Linked DNA regions of Homo sapiens: region 1 is linked to region 2. The links are chromatin loops, found by intact Hi-C in ENCODE. Cell type or tissue: dorsolateral prefrontal cortex. All regions are shown on one strand. Each heading gives the region's core, and the rest is flanking DNA. Links, peaks and the distances in the headings are about the cores only. Region 1 overlaps TGFBRAP1 (transforming growth factor beta receptor associated protein 1). Region 2 holds the start of GPR45 (G protein-coupled receptor 45).

What was found. A loop is a pair of places that touch in the nucleus more often than their neighbours do. Peaks named below come from ENCODE experiments on the same cell type or tissue, not always from the same donor. Only the 100,000 strongest peaks of a DNase experiment are listed, where the experiment ranks them.
Region 1: it touches region 2 in a loop (2.1-fold over the local background); 6 of 110 quality-filtered maps call a loop at or near these places.

What each region holds. Positions count from the first base shown.
Region 1 is chr2:105,292,832-105,297,222 of GRCh38, reverse strand. TGFBRAP1 (transforming growth factor beta receptor associated protein 1) reads left to right here. Exons shown (of 12, transcript NM_004257.6): 4 at 713-867. Among named protein-coding and RNA genes, the nearest start is that of TGFBRAP1, 35 kb to the left of the region's middle. In dorsolateral prefrontal cortex, for the core only: CTCF peaks have their summits at 1,920 and 2,126 (motif pointing right); a DNase peak (open chromatin) is centred at 2,192.
Region 2 is chr2:105,239,908-105,244,298 of GRCh38, reverse strand. GPR45 (G protein-coupled receptor 45) reads right to left here and starts at 2,556. Exons shown (of 1, transcript NM_007227.3): 1 at 832-2,556. The coding sequence starts at 2,440. The coding sequence ends at 1,322. In dorsolateral prefrontal cortex, for the core only: no CTCF peak of the experiment used is centred there; no DNase peak of the experiment used is centred there.

The DNA of each region.
Region 1 (4,391 bases), core at 156-4,155, 53 kb before region 2:
CTATGAACAGGTGGTGCTTAGCTGAAAGTTTCTGCAGAAGGGAGCCAGTTTTAATCTGGAAGCTTAGTAGTAGGAGCTAGTCTTGGACTGCAGTTCTGACTCTTCCACAGACTACCTGTGGAGGGGCTCACAGGTAAAATGAGGATGGCAGTGTTGACCATGGGCCAGGTTAACTTGCAGGATTGTGGGGAGATGAATACATTAATGGCAAGACTTTGGAGGTATTTTTGGTTGGCAGATGAGCATGAAATATTATCTCATGCTTCAAAATATCACATTAAAATTTTAATTTTATATAAACTAACTTGGAGGGAAAAGAATGTTTTAAAAATGTTGTGTATTCTTATTGATAATGTTCCCTGATTGAACTCTGCATCTTCACTGGACTATGTATTATGCGTTTACTACACTGATTTTACATTTACCAGCATTTCTCAGTAAAAAAAAAAAAAAAAAAAAAAAAAAAGGCAAAAAAAGAAAGCAAGATATTATTCTTTGGAAATGTCATAGTAAGAGTTTGCCCTTTTCTGACAGTTGACAGTGTGGGAAAAAGAAAAGCATTATAATTTATAATTTTTGTAGGAATTCCTTTGAGAAAACTATGGTGAAGTTGTTGAACAAATCAGGTAATGATCCAGTTTGGGGAAAGCAGTGTGTTTTTTTGCAGGCAGTGTGTTTTTTCTCTTTCCAACAATGCTGAATTTCTTCACAGGAAGAGTGATCGTTGCCACAAGTAAAGGAGTTTACATCTTGGTTCCATTACCTTTGGAAAAACAAATACAGGATCTTCTAGCAAGCCGCAGAGTAGAAGAGGCTTTGGTTTTAGCAAAAGGAGCCCGGAGGAACATTCCAAAGGAAAAATTTCAGGTTTGTAATTAACTGGTCACAGAAATATGCCTCTAAGTCACCAGTTAGAGGACATTCAGATTTAACTAACATGCATCGGCCCTTCCTGTGTACCGGGCTGTACACACTGCTTTTATATCTGTTGTTTAATTTTCTCAACAAATACATATTGTGTAGATAAGGAAACAGGCTTTAGGGCGGTCAAACAGCTTGTGACTGAGAAGGCACTGCCAAGAGTGGAGAAGTCAGGCTTCTAACTTGTGACTTAATTCTGCTATTTTAGATATAGGCTTGTATTTCTAATCAACTTTCCTCTTCCGTGGACCTTCAGAGAAGGATCAATAACATAGTTCTTATAAAGCAAAAGAGTGAGGTCAGGTTAATTTGTCTCTGAATTTAGAATTTGTATTTGTCAGGAAGGGGTTGAATTAAAGTTTAGATTTCTATCATCTGTAGGAAAAGCTTTACTAAACATATTGATAACCATTTTGCTAACTAAATTGGTATTGTAGGAACCCCATCTAGTTGATTTCCTTAGGAGAACTTTTTTTTTTTTTTTTTTTTTTTGAGATGGAGTCTCGCTCTGTCGACAGGCTGGAGTGCAGTGACGCGATCTCGGCTCACTGCAACCTCTGCCTCCCGAGTTCAAGCGATTCTCCTGCCTCAGCCTCCCGAGTAGCTGGGAATACAGGCGCCCGCCACCACACCCAGCAAATTTTTGTATTTTTAATAGAGATGGGGTTTCACCATGTTGGCCAGGATGGTCTCGATCCCTTGACCTCGTGATCCACCCGCCTCCGCCTCCCAAAGTGCTGAGATTACAGGCGTGAGCCACCGTGCCCGGCCAGGAGAACATTTTTAATGCACTTAAGAAACACTCATTTTAAATATAATTTGGTATAATAAATGCAATTGATATAAATCGGGTCTCCTAAAAACTGTTACTTGATGAGTTATTAGGTTGTACAGGTTATTCCATATTTGAGGGGAACAAAACATAATATTGCTATGTATGTGTGCTTTGTATGAATATCTAAATTAATAATGAAAAAGTTCTTAATATTGGTCAGATTTTAGAGAAGACAGTGTAATTGTTGTGGAATGATATGTTCTTTGGCCTCAGGTGCTTTATGCAGAAAAGGGTAGATTCTGAAAATGAAAGAAGACAGGTTGTGTGATTTATGGTTGTGGGCTGTGAAGGTGAGCAGGACCTCTTTTCTACATTTAAACGTTGATAAAGTTTTCATCTTTGTTGCTAACTTTTGAGTAAGACTGATCTACTAGCATTCAGCAGGGGGCAGCAAAGGCAAAAAGAAGAAAGCTGCTGAGCTTCTTGTGCCCTGGAGGGGAGGGTGCAGACCAGAGGCAGATCGCCAGTCCCAGGCCTGCCACTGCCGCATGTGCTCTCAGCCCCTTCTCCTCTCCTGCAAGCTGCTCTCGGTGGATGTGTGGAAGTCCAGGGGGGCCACATTCCAAGGTTTTCCAGCTGCCACTGTGGAGTATTCCCTTCTTGCACACACACCATGTGCACATTTTAAGCGTGTAGCATTTTCTTACAGAGGCTTTCAATGCTGTGTATCTGATTTTTGCTCTTTTCTTCCCTATGCTTTTTGCCAGGGTAGAGCTACACAGTCAGTATTAGAAAATATTAGTCATCTTGTTCTCCAATCTGGTATCTCAGGGTTTTTTTGTTTGTTTGTTTCTTTTCTAACCTGCTTCCCGCTTCTCCCTGTATTACTGCAAGCTCCTATCTCCAGCCCTGGAAATACACCTTCAGAATTATCTCGAGTTCACCCATTATTCTCAGTTCCCACTGTTACTGCTGGTATTCAGACCATGCTCACTTTTGCCCACGTTTTTAACAGCCTCCTTGTGTGATTGCAGTCCATCATCCATGCAACTATATGGAAATGATCTTTTTCCATTACGGACCGAGTCCTTTGCTTAAAATACTTTAGGGGGCATCTCGTTGCCCAGGTCAAGTCCACAACCTTGAAGCATGGCTGACCCCACCCTCTTCTGTGGCCTCCTTGTCTTTTACACACACACACACACACACACACACACACCCTCACTCCTATGAAGCACATGCCTACATTCTACATTTCTGCCTCAAAGGGTGGAAGACAAAGAGAACAAACAACCAGTGAGCCGGATAGTATGTCAGGAACGCTTCAAGGCATTTAAAAACATTTGTTGTTTTAACCCTCAAAAGAATTCGGTAATGACTGGTACAATTGTCCTCATTTCACAGACAAGACATGGCAGATCAGCCATGCCTCTGGGCATCAGGCTGGCTAAGTCAGGCTGGCGCTTCCCACAGGGCCCTTTACCCTGCAATTACTGGAGGGTACTTCTCTACTCGAAAAAATAGTTTTGATACCTCGCATAAATATCTCCTCTTCACTAAGCCTTCCCTTTCCTCTGGGCAGAGCTAAAGACTTCTTACCTCATGCACCTGCGATTTGTGGCCCATACCATTTATCATGTCACCCCTCAGCGCCATACTTCTCCCTCCCCTAGGTCCTGGGTAGGTTCTTCCCTTTTAATACCAAGGAAAGAATGAATGAGTAATTCAGAGCTTCCAACTGGCCTTCCAGCAGAGCTGTGATATAATGGATTGGCAGCACGGGGTTTTTGTTTGAAATAGAAACCTTAAACAATAAAACAATATTGATGCAAAAAAAAGGTTTAGAAATGACTTTTCATAAATGTGTATGTTTTAAAGGATTATATTCAGCTCATATGGTTAACTACATTGCTTCTTTTAGTCTTAGAGTGTTTGTGACCACATGCTAGACCCTAAGCTTAGAGAAACCAGGAAGGGAGAGGATGAGAAGCTTGAGCTCAGTAGACTTCTTCACCATTGCACTCCTTTCCCTTCATTTAAAGCAAGGGCTGGTTTCGCTTCTCTGAGTTCTGAATTAGCAAGGGGTTTGTCAAGAAGTTTGACTGTGGGGCTGGGATTAAGGATCGTTTCTTCAGGAGATCCAAAAGGGTTGTTCAGAACTTTAGAAAGCAAGCCTTAAATTATATTACAGTTTAGAATGCTGTATTTAAAATAAGAGACAGTAAAGGGACATCTTGCTTTATAGACAAAGATTTGTGTCACACACACAAAATATTACCTGATTTCTGTCACATAATATGGATGGTGTTTATATTTAAGCTTGGGCTCCGATAGATTTTTTTTTCCATTTCATCTAAAAACATTTCAATACATGTCTCTAAAAGCACGGATGCCCCCTTTGAAATGTAACCGCAGTACCATTGTCGTCATTCCCCCATATCAGCACTGATTCCTTTGTGTGCTGGGTATCTGGTCAGTGCTCATATTTCCAAACTCGTCCAGTGAATGTTTTTGCTTTTTTTTTTTAATCCTTAGGGAAAAATCTCGCTAGCCTGTACACTCAAATTACTGTTTTAATGTCACATGGGATAGTTCTCCTCTGTGTGGTTCTGCCACCAACTCTTACATATGTAGTTAGGTTCATTTGTTTCATTTGACTTTTGGTTTTTTGGGGATTGCTTTTTAAAATTTAATT
Region 2 (4,391 bases), core at 171-4,170:
CAGACCTGGAATCAGATTTTCTAAATCTCTCCTTAAATTTCCCACCCTCTTCAGATCTGGAACAATAAAGAGAGCTCAGTGGGCTCAGTGCTATGCCCTGGACTCAGGACCCTCATATGCCAGTGTGGGGACCCCTGGTGGTGGCCGAATAGAGCACAAGCAGAGAAGCCCCCTTTGGGCAACTTCACTTCTGGGATCTGGTCCCAGTAGGTAAACAGGATGGCAGCAGTGGATCTGAATGAGGTAGGAGGAACACAGAGACCAGTGGGGACCCCGAGAATTGGGCTCGTTGGTGTGGCACCTGCAGCGGGTCCAGTGCTGAAGTGGATTTGGTGGGTTGAAGGGCTCTGGAGCTCCAGGGTGTCCAAAGGAAATGTGTAAACTAAGCCCAGCCTGCTCACTGCTGACACTGAAAGCAGGTCACTACAGATGCTTGCTCAGCGGGTGAGCTATAGCACACTGGATATGGATGGGAGGAAAACGAAGGGAGGCAGGGAGAGGGGTGGAGGAAAGAGGGAAGGGCCAAGGGGCTCTCCAGCAGACAGGGAGGCCTAGTGGCCTCAGGGTGCAGGGACGGGGTGGGCCCAGCAGGTGGGGGGCGCTGGGGACATGCAGGAGTTCCCGGATGTGCTTCTCACTTCAGCTGGGCTGCCCAGGACCTTCTCTGGGCTTCAAGCCTCTGAGGCCTCCCATGCGTCATTGCAGGGAGCTCAAAGCACAGAGGCTCACTCTGCTTCCCCGTGTGATTTTGGTTTCTTTCTAGAAAAGATACTTAGGCATGGGAAGAAATGCACATCTGATCAACATAAAGAACCTCATGTGAGTCCCCACACACCACAAACATCAATAGCTGAAGAACCCTGGTGTCAAACAAAATGAATGAACACCCAGGAGCTCACACCTACTGGGGTTTCTCAGGGTTTCTCTTGAGCAGGTGCAGAGAGGGCTCGCAGGGCAGGTTGAAGCTCTTGTGACTGACCAGTCCTCCTGCCCCACACTCAACCAGCTTCATTCCCTGTTGCCCTCCTCCTCCCTTTCTGCCCAACTTCTGCACTCCCCAGCCCACTCCATTTTTGACTTAATGACGTTGCAGTTCCCATCAGCCCCATATTTGGCTCTCTGCAAAGAGAAACAAAAATAATTCATCGTGCCAAAATTTGAAATTTGGGAGCTGCAGCTCATCTGATTACAAATGAGTACCTTTGTGCTTAAATTGCCACCACAAAGTGCAGACTATGACCAACATGCCAGGGAACAGAGCAGGACAGATCCACCCTGGGACTGGGGCTCAGCTGCCCCTTCTCTGTGGCCCCCTGACCCCCTAAACCGCAGACTGGTTTTCATTGCACACGTAGACTGTGCTTGGCTGGATTCTCCTTCGGATCCGCTCAGGCACTTTGGGGAGGATTTGGAAGGTCTGGGGCAGCAACTCTATGCAGGCCTCGCGGAATTTTTTGATTCTCCAGCAGTAGACGATGGGGTTGAAGACGGACTTGAGGTAACTGAGCCACAGGACGCAGGTGCTGGTGGCGTAGAAGGAGGAACCGCAGTAAAAGCGCTGGCTAAACACAGACAGGAGGCTGTAGACGGAGTGGGGCAGCCAGCAGAGGGAGAAGCCCACGAAGAGGATCAGGATGGTGGTGAAGGCCTTGGTCTTGAAGCTCAAGTCCACGCTGACCTGTTGCTGCCGCTGCAGGCGCCGCAGGCCCGCCCTGGTGAGCTGCCGCAGGTCCAGGCTGTCCGACTGGTTGTGCACGCGCACGGCGTTCTTGCGGACCGTGTTGAGGATGCACATGTAGGCGCACAGCATGACGCCAAAGGGCGCGAAGAACACGGCCACCACCAAGGTGACCACGTAGGCGCGGTCAGCGGGGAGCTCCGTGTAGCCCAGCACGCACTGTGGGGCCCGCGCCGGCACCTCCACCAGCGTCCAGCCCGTGAGCGAGGGCCCCGCGATGCAGAAGGACAGCACCCAGGAGACCGCGATGATCACCTTGGCCCTGCGCGGGTTCAGCTTGTCCTGGCGCTGGACGATGATGAGGAAGCGGTCCACGCTGATGATGAGCAGGATGGCCACGCCCTCCAGGACAAAAAACCAGTAGAGCGTGGCTGAGAGGCGGCAGAAGTGGTCCCCAAAGTGCCAGCGCACGGTGATGAGGGTGACGGCGGTGAAGGGCATGCAGCAGAGGGACAGCATGATGTCGGAGAAGGCCAGGGTGGCCAGCAGCAGGTTGATGGCCGAGCGCATAGCCGGCCTCTGGTACACGATGATGCAGACCACAGTGTTGCCCAGGAACCCCACCACGGTCATCAGCAGCATCACTATGGCCAAGGAGATCCTGAGGGGTGCGGGCAACTGGGTGGACCCCGAGTCTGAGGCGTTGCTGGTGTTCAGCAGCAGGTATGTGTAAGCCTCAAGGGACGTGCTGTTGCAGGCCATCGTGGAGAGACCCTTGGAGCTGGGACAGAAATGGCCGGGAGGGCTCCCCTCAGCACTTGGGTGGCTGCCATTCTTTGTCTGCTGGCTGCATCTTCCTGGATGTCTGTGGACCTCTGGGGCACTGGAATGGTCTTGGGGAGAAATGTCCGTCTTTGTGAGCACTAGCTGGGATTTGCGATTCATGGATCACATCCTAAGCATCTCTGTGGAGAGCGACTCTGTGCACAGCTTCGTGCTTGGACCCTCTGTAGTGGACAGCAAGCAAAAGTACAAAAGAGAAGGGGGTTAGAGTTTCCAAACGCGTTGAAGAAAGCACGCGTTTAAGCTTTACAGGTGTTTCTAAACAAGTTTATTTACCACGTGGGACAAAGCTTGATATTCACAAATACTGTCTGAGTCTTGTCAAGCAGCCCAGAAAAACCTAATCAGCTATCTTCTGAGGAAACTGAGGAAGTACACTTTGTAGTTAGTGTTTATGTAATAACTTGAGTTTTCAGCAACCTGTCGGAATGAAGCCTTGGTCTAGCCAACTAACGTTAGAATCCTGCTCCACAAGAGAAAGGTTTTGCTTGTTTCATTCTCTGCTATCTCCCAGTACTGACAACAGTGGCTGGCATGCAGTAAGTGTCCTTGTTGAGGACACTTGGATGCTTGTTGAGTAGATGAATAAGTGATAGTTGATGCTGCTGCTATAATATTTGTTTAGCTTTAAAAAACCCCACTTCATCGAGGAATGACTGACATGTCAAAAGCTGTACAAATTTACATCTCAATATACCAGAAACCCATCACCACCAAGGCCAAAAACATATCCCACTCCCCCTGCCAAAGCTCTCTCCTGCCATTTTTCTAGTATTATCATTTTGTTTTGGTGGTAAGAATACTTCACCTAAGATCTGCCCTCTTAGCAAATTTTAAGTATACATTTTTAAGTTTTAATTTTTTAAAAGAAATTGTAAGTCTGTTTGTTTAACTTTATTTGATAAGTGTAAATTCACATGGATAAGTGTAAATTCACATGGAGTTATAATAATAAATACTATGGTGAAATTCTGTGTGTCCTTCACCCAGTTTTCCCTAATGGTAACATCTTGGATAACTGTGGGGCTGCTATACTATTACTTCTGGAAGCACAGACTGGGAGAAGGGAACTTTCCCCAAAGGTAAGGCCTTTTAAAATACAATGTTAGCTGGGTGCAGTGGCTCATGCCTATAATCCCAGCACTTTGAGAGGCAGAGACAGGAGGATTGCTTGAGGCCAGGAGTTCAAGACCTGCCTGGGCAACATAGAGAGATCCCATCTCTACACACACAAAAAAATGAGCCAGGCTTCCATCTATAGTCCCTGCTACTCAGGAGGCCGAGGCAGGAGGATTGCTCAAGCACAGAAGTTCGAGGCTGTCGTGAGCTAAGAAGGTGTCACTGTACTCCAGCCTGGGTAACAGAGTGAGACCCTGTCTCTTAAAAAAAAAGTAAATGAAATGAGCTTTTATTCCTTACATTCTTGATAAACTTGCTTTCACTTTCAAAAAGATAAATATAATTTTAATTTTGTCTCACTGATGTGGCAAGAGTGTGTTCAGTAGCTCAGGTCTGAAGTCACATCGCCTGGGCTGGGGGAAATCCAGCCTGCGCCATTTATCCACCCTGGACATCTGGCTGTTGGATGCACCTCTTCTTGTAAGAAATTTCTCTTTTCTAAATTCCTTGTGGTCATTGTTACAGATAACTCACACTGAGAGGAATGTGGGCAATGTAAGAAGCCAGGAGGCCTCAGAGCAGGCTTAGAGGACCTGGGAGTGGCAGTGTCTTGGTGATGCTATACTTCAGTTTAGACCCAACCAATCCTTGGTCTTCCTTCCCAAACACACCCAGAATGGGTTCATCTCTCAGTGGTGGGCACCAGTATCCAAACTTTTTCTGAGCTATAAAAATCAGAAACCTGGTGTGT